Linked DNA regions of Homo sapiens: region 2 is linked to region 1. A link is a loop called in an ENCODE intact Hi-C map of the cell type or tissue named here. Cell type or tissue: natural killer cell. All regions are shown on one strand. Each heading gives the region's core, and the rest is flanking DNA. Links, peaks and the distances in the headings are about the cores only. Region 1 overlaps PPP2R3B (protein phosphatase 2 regulatory subunit B''beta). Region 2 has its middle 18 kb from the start of PPP2R3B.

The links. Peaks named below come from ENCODE experiments on the same cell type or tissue, not always from the same donor. Only the 100,000 strongest peaks of a DNase experiment are listed, where the experiment ranks them.
Region 2: it touches region 1 in a loop (10-fold over the local background); 1 of 110 quality-filtered maps calls a loop at or near these places.

What each region holds. Positions count from the first base shown.
Region 1 is chrX:337,744-340,648 of GRCh38, reverse strand. PPP2R3B (protein phosphatase 2 regulatory subunit B''beta) reads left to right here. Exons shown (of 13, transcript NM_013239.5): 11 at 1,753-1,871; 12 at 1,939-2,045. Among named protein-coding and RNA genes, the nearest start is that of LINC00685, 20 kb to the right of the region's middle. In natural killer cell, for the core only: no CTCF peak of the experiment used is centred there; a DNase peak (open chromatin) is centred at 1,338.
Region 2 is chrX:403,454-406,358 of GRCh38, reverse strand. No RefSeq gene overlaps it. Among named protein-coding and RNA genes, the nearest start is that of PPP2R3B, 18 kb to the right of the region's middle. In natural killer cell, for the core only: no CTCF peak of the experiment used is centred there; no DNase peak of the experiment used is centred there.

The sequences.
Region 1 (2,905 bases), core at 178-2,677:
CCAGGGAGAGGGGACGGACGGGAGGGAGGACGGCCCAGGGAGAGGGGACGGACGGGAGGGAGGACGGCCCAGGGTGAGGGGACGGACGGGAGGGGGGACGGCCCAGGGTGAGGGGACGGACGGGAGGGGGGACGGCCCAGGGTGAGGGGACGGACGGGAGGGGGGACGGCCCAGGGTGAGGGGACAGACGGGAGGGGGGACGGACCAGGGTGAGGGGACGTCCCTGTGAGGCGCTGTCCTACTGAGTTTGTGAGGAGGGCCAGCACCACAGGTGCCTAGTCTCACAGTGCAAGAACCTCCTATTCGGGGCGTCGACACCCCCCGAGGGGTGACCTAGAGAACCTAGGGCCGGAGCTCACCGGGGACGTTGGCACTGGGCTGAGGGAGCAGTTGCCACGTTCGTGCTGATGCCGCACAAGGCGGTCCTCCCCTCACCCCCCCCCCCCCCGTCTCCTCCCCTCTCACCCCGCCCCCCCCGTCTCCTCCCTTCTCACCCCCCCCGGCTCCTCCCCCCCTCTCGCCCCCCCCATCTCCTCCCCTCTCACCCCCCCCATCTCCTCCCCTCTCACCCCCCCATCTCCTCCCCTCTCACCCCCCCCATCTCCTCCCCTCTCACCCCCCCCATCTCCTCCCCTCTCACCCCCCCCATCTCCTCCCCTCTCACCCCCCCGGCTCCTCCCCTCTCACCCCCCCGGCTCCTCCCCTCTCACCCCCCCGGCTCCTCCCCTCTCACCCCCCCCAGCTCCTCCCCTCTCACCCCCCCCCGGCTCCTCCCCTCTCACCCCCCCCCGGCTCCTCCCCTCTCACCCCCCCCCGGCTCCTCCCCTCTCACCCCCTCCGGCTCCTCCCTTCTCACCCCCCCCGGCTCCTCCCCTCTCACCCCCCCCGGCTCCTCCCCTCTCACCCCCCCCGGCTCCTCCCCTCTCACCCCCCCCCCGGCTCCTCCCCTCTCACCCCCCCCCGGCTCCTCCCCTCTCACCCCCCCCCGGCTCCTCCCCTCTCACCCCCCCGGCTCCTCCCCTCTCACCCCCCCGGCTCCTCCCCTCTCATCCCCCCCCGGCTCCTCCCCTCTCACCCCCCCCGGCTCCTCCCCTCTCACCCCCCCCCGGCTCCTCCCCTCTCACCCCCCCCGGCTCCTCCCCTCTCACCCCCCCGGCTCCTCCCCTCTCACCCCCCCCCGGCTCCTCCCCTCACCCCTGTTCCCCCCACACCATCTCCCCAGCTCCTCCCACCCACCCCCGTGCCCTCTAAGGCAAAGGGGAGCCCCACCGTCCACGCCGCCTGGCTTCCTTCTGCATCTCAGAATCCAGCTCTGGGACTTTCACTTTGGAAATGGCTCTGAGGCCCGGGCACCGCCCTGCAGCCCTGCCCCCCCCGGCCATGGGGCGCCTCCTGCTGCTCAGTGTCCCCGGGACACCCTCTGGCCTCTGCCTGCACGGGGAGCTCCGTTCTCTGTAATTTCAGATCCAGCAGCGCCCCTGCTGGCCGCGCCTCCCTGCGCTAGTCCCAGTCCACGCATCCTTGGGGCACCGGTGGCCCCTAGTCGCCTCCGCATCACGGCCTCCCACGCCTCAGTCCCCACCCAGAACCAGGACACTCGCGTGTCCGCCTTTCACGTCAAACACGTGGCGTGAGAGCCCGGAGCTTCGTGCCGCGTCCTTAAGCACGTGTGACAGGACGCGCGCACCCCACACCCAGGCCCCGAAGGTGAGACCGGGCTCACGCGCCTTGGACGCACTCCCCTCCCCGCAGGGAAGATCACGCTGCAGGACCTGAAGCGCTGCAAGCTGGCTAACGTCTTCTTCGACACCTTCTTCAACATCGAGAAGTACCTCGACCACGAGCAGAAAGAGCAGATCTCCCTGCTCAGGGTGAGTGCGGCGGGCACGCGGGCCGGGCCGCGCCACGCCGTGTACGTAACCCGTGTGCTTCCTCCAGGACGGTGACAGCGGCGGCCCCGAGCTCTCGGACTGGGAGAAGTACGCGGCCGAGGAGTACGACATCCTGGTGGCCGAGGAGACTGCGGGAGAGCCCTGGGAGGACGGGTGAGTGGGGAGGACGGGTGAGTGGGGGGACGGGTCAGTGGGAGGACGGGTGAGTGGGGAGGACGGGTGAGTGGGAGGACGGGTGTGTGTGCAGCCGGGGGATGCGGGGTCAGTCAGGTGGGGTGCGCGGACACAGAGGGGCGGGGTGAGACCTGACACGGGGCCGGTGAGGTAAGGACAGCCGATGACAGGGCCGGGCCTCGGTGCAGTCTGCCCGTCATTCCCCGCGTGGGGTTCTGTGATCCTGGGCGCGAGGCTTCGCACATCAGGCCCAGCACGGGGAGGCCGAGTCGTGTTTCGCCAACGACGTCTGTCCTTATCCCACGGCTGGCACCTGCTGGGCAGGCTGCAGGGCCCGTGGCCATTCCAGCCTCCGCTTCGGCCTTCCAGCCTTGGAGGCCCTGAGAGGCCCTGGGCTGGTTGCTTTCTCACGGAGCGTGAGGGTTCTTCGTGTCTTCAGCATACAAACCCTTTATTTGCGACGTGTTCGCCTTTTTCCCAGTTTGTGACGTATGTTTTCACCCCCTCTTCACGTGGTGTCTCAGAGATGTTCTGAATTTGGAGGAGGAGACACTGACTGGTTATTTTTACAGCGGTGTTTCTGGTGTCATATCTAAGAATTCATTTCTGAATCCAAAGCCACGAAGATTTTCCTCTGCGATGTTTTGTGTTTTGGTCTGGGGTCCTCTTGAGTAACCTTCCCTGTGGGGTGTGAAGCTCGGATTGAGGTTCCCCTTGTGGTACGTGGGTGTCCGGGTGTCCGACTGTCCCAGCATCAGCTTTGCAGGCCGCAGCGTTGCCTCGGCGTCGTGACTGTGCCGTGTGCGGGCTCCGTTCCGGAACCTTCCTCCGTCCCACTG
Region 2 (2,905 bases), core at 116-2,615, 66 kb before region 1:
GCTCTTTTCTGGAAAACCAGTGAATGTGACGCACCGTATTCATGGCTAAGGGGCCAAACTCACATGACCATTTGCAGAAATGCAGGAAAAGCATTTGAGCAAAGGCAGTGCCTTTTCGCGATAAAAATTCAGTCAACCCAGAAGGGGACAGAAAGTTCCTCAAGCCGCTGAAGATCCAGAAGACGGCCCTGGCCGGTGGGCCGCGATGAAGGTCGCTCTGGGCGCCGTCGGGTAAAGCGTGAGACGCACTCCCTGTCAGAATACAGTCCAGGAAGGAAGGGCTTCTCCGAGGCGTCAAAAGTCATGCGTTGCCCCGGCCTGGGTTAGGAACCATCAGTCTTGTCATCCCAGAGACTCTCCCAGCACCCGGGGAATAAATGAGACATTGGAACGGGCTGCAATCCCGCCCCGGCAGACGGTGCCGTTTGATTTCTCTTCCATCTACACGATGCGCGTCACATAAAAAGGTGACTGTGTGGCCGGGCGAGGTGGCTCATGCCTGTCATCCCAGCACTTTGGGAGGCCGAGGCGGGAGGATCACTCGAGGTCGGGAGTTCGAGACCAGCCTGGCCAACATGGTGAAACCGCGTCTCCACTAAAAATACAAAAAGTAGCCGGGCGTGGTGGCGGGTGCCTGTCATCCCAGCTACTCGGGAGGCTGAGGCAGGAGAATCGCTTGAACCCGGGAGGCGGAGGTTGCGGCGAGCCGAGATTGCACCTCTGCACTCCAGCCTGGGCGACAGAGCAAGACTCTGTCTCAAAAAAAAAAAAAAAAAAAAAAGGTAACTTTGTGACCCTGAATAAAATTAAAATGTCTAAAAAATATGAGCCAGGCTTGGTGGTGCATGCACGCTGAGGCAGGAGGATCTCTTGAACCCAGGAGGCGGAGTCTGCAGTGAGCCGAGATCACACAGGTGCGCTCCAAGCTGGGCAACAGAAGGAGACCCTGTCTCTAAAATAAAATAAAATAAAATAAATAAAATGAAATAAAATAAAAATAAATAATAATAAATTTAAATAAATTTAAATAACTATCTAAATGAATACATAAATAAATAAATGAATAAATTTAAATAAATTTAAATTTAAACAAATTTGATTATTTATTTATTATTATATATTTATTATATATTATTATTTATTAATTAAATTTATTAAATAAATTTAAATCGTTTTTTAAATTAAATTATAATTTCCCTCATGACATTTAAATTTAAATGAAAATGTCATGAGGGAAATTATAACTATATTTCATTTAAAATACGTTAACAAAGCAAATGTTATCACAGAGTATTTACAACAAAGCACTTTTGGTGACTTTAAAAGCAGATTACACAAACAATATCACAGTGTTTTAGATCCAATGGGGACTACAAATGTCCGTTAAGGGTTTTGTGGGGTTTGTTTTTTTTTTCGGTACGACATTAAAACAGATTTTGTCAAGAATTATTACCTCCTCGAACAAAAAGCACATTGTTGTCTCAGGGAAAAAAAAACACACAATTATGCTATTGAGTTTGTGGCTACAAAGATGTACTGTCATATAAAGTAATAAAAACGGGGAAAACAACATAAAATAAGAGTTAGACGGATTAAACGACTTCATAGGAACCTGAGGAAAAGGAAGCAAAGTCCCTTTACTGAGAGCGCTTTTAGGGACGCATAATCAATACTAAAGTTTATACATCCTGCCTCGGGACTTGATTTAAAAATTCTCCTATTTATTAAATAAGTTGACGTTGTTTTGAGATGTAATGAAATGGCCGCAGCAGGTGCGGAGGCCGATTTTTGAGGGGGGCAGGTGGAGCACGGCTGGCCTTGTGCAGCCCTCTGCTGAGTGTGCGTGATTTCTACTGCAAATGCTCACTGTCAAGACACGAACCATTCCCGTTTATCTCAAAGAGGACTTATTTAATAATTCCAGCATTGTGTCCTTTCCTTGAAAGAAAGGACACAAAGAAGTGCAGGGGTGGCCGGGTGCGGTGGCTTATGCCTATAATCCCAGCACTTTGGGAGGCTGAGGTGGGTGCATCCCCTGAGGTCAGGAGTTCGAGACCAGCCTGGCCAACAAGGTGAAACCCCCGTCTCTACTAAAAATACAAAAATTAGCCAGGCATGATGGTGCACACCTGTAATCCCAGCTACTCGGGAGGCTGAGGCAGGAGAATCGCTTGAACTGGGAGGTGGAGGTTGCGGTGAGCCGAGATCGTGCCACTGCATTCCAGCCTGGGAGACGGAGAGAGACGCCGTCTCAAAAAATAATAATAATAATAATTAGCTGGGCATGATGGCAGGTGCCTGTAATCCCAGCTACTCGGGAGGCTGAGGCAGGAGAATCGCTTGAACCAGAGAGGCGGAGGTTGTGGTGACCTGAGATCGTACCACTGCACTCCAGCCTGGGCAACAGCGCAAGACTCCATCTCAAAAAAAAAAAAAAAAAAAAAAAAAAGAAAAAGAAAAGAAAAGAAAAAAAAAGAAGTTCAGAGTTTGCAGACGTGAACCCTACATGACCCAAATGTCGTCCTTTCCGGAGAGAAATCGCGTGGCTATGATTTAGGACGATTTCTACTTCCAACCTTTAGGAAAATGACAAAGAGGAGGTTCAATGTCTGCGCTGGGGACCCCCCGAGCCTGTCCAGGTTGCACCGTCATTGCCCAGAGAATGCTCAGATTGCATTTCACAATGTGGTCCCAGGGGCCGACCTATTCCGTTGCAGGTGAGCGTAGAAGCATGAAGCTGTTCAATCTGCACACAGCACCTGACGGCCCTGGGGTTTTACGCCGGCAATGACCGTGCTGTGGTTCCCACCTTCCGGGGTTGAGGAAGGACCTGCCAGCCTTTACGCTTTGCCGCCCCAGCACGCAGGTGGCAACTGTGGCAGAGAAGGGAAAATGGGAGCCCAGG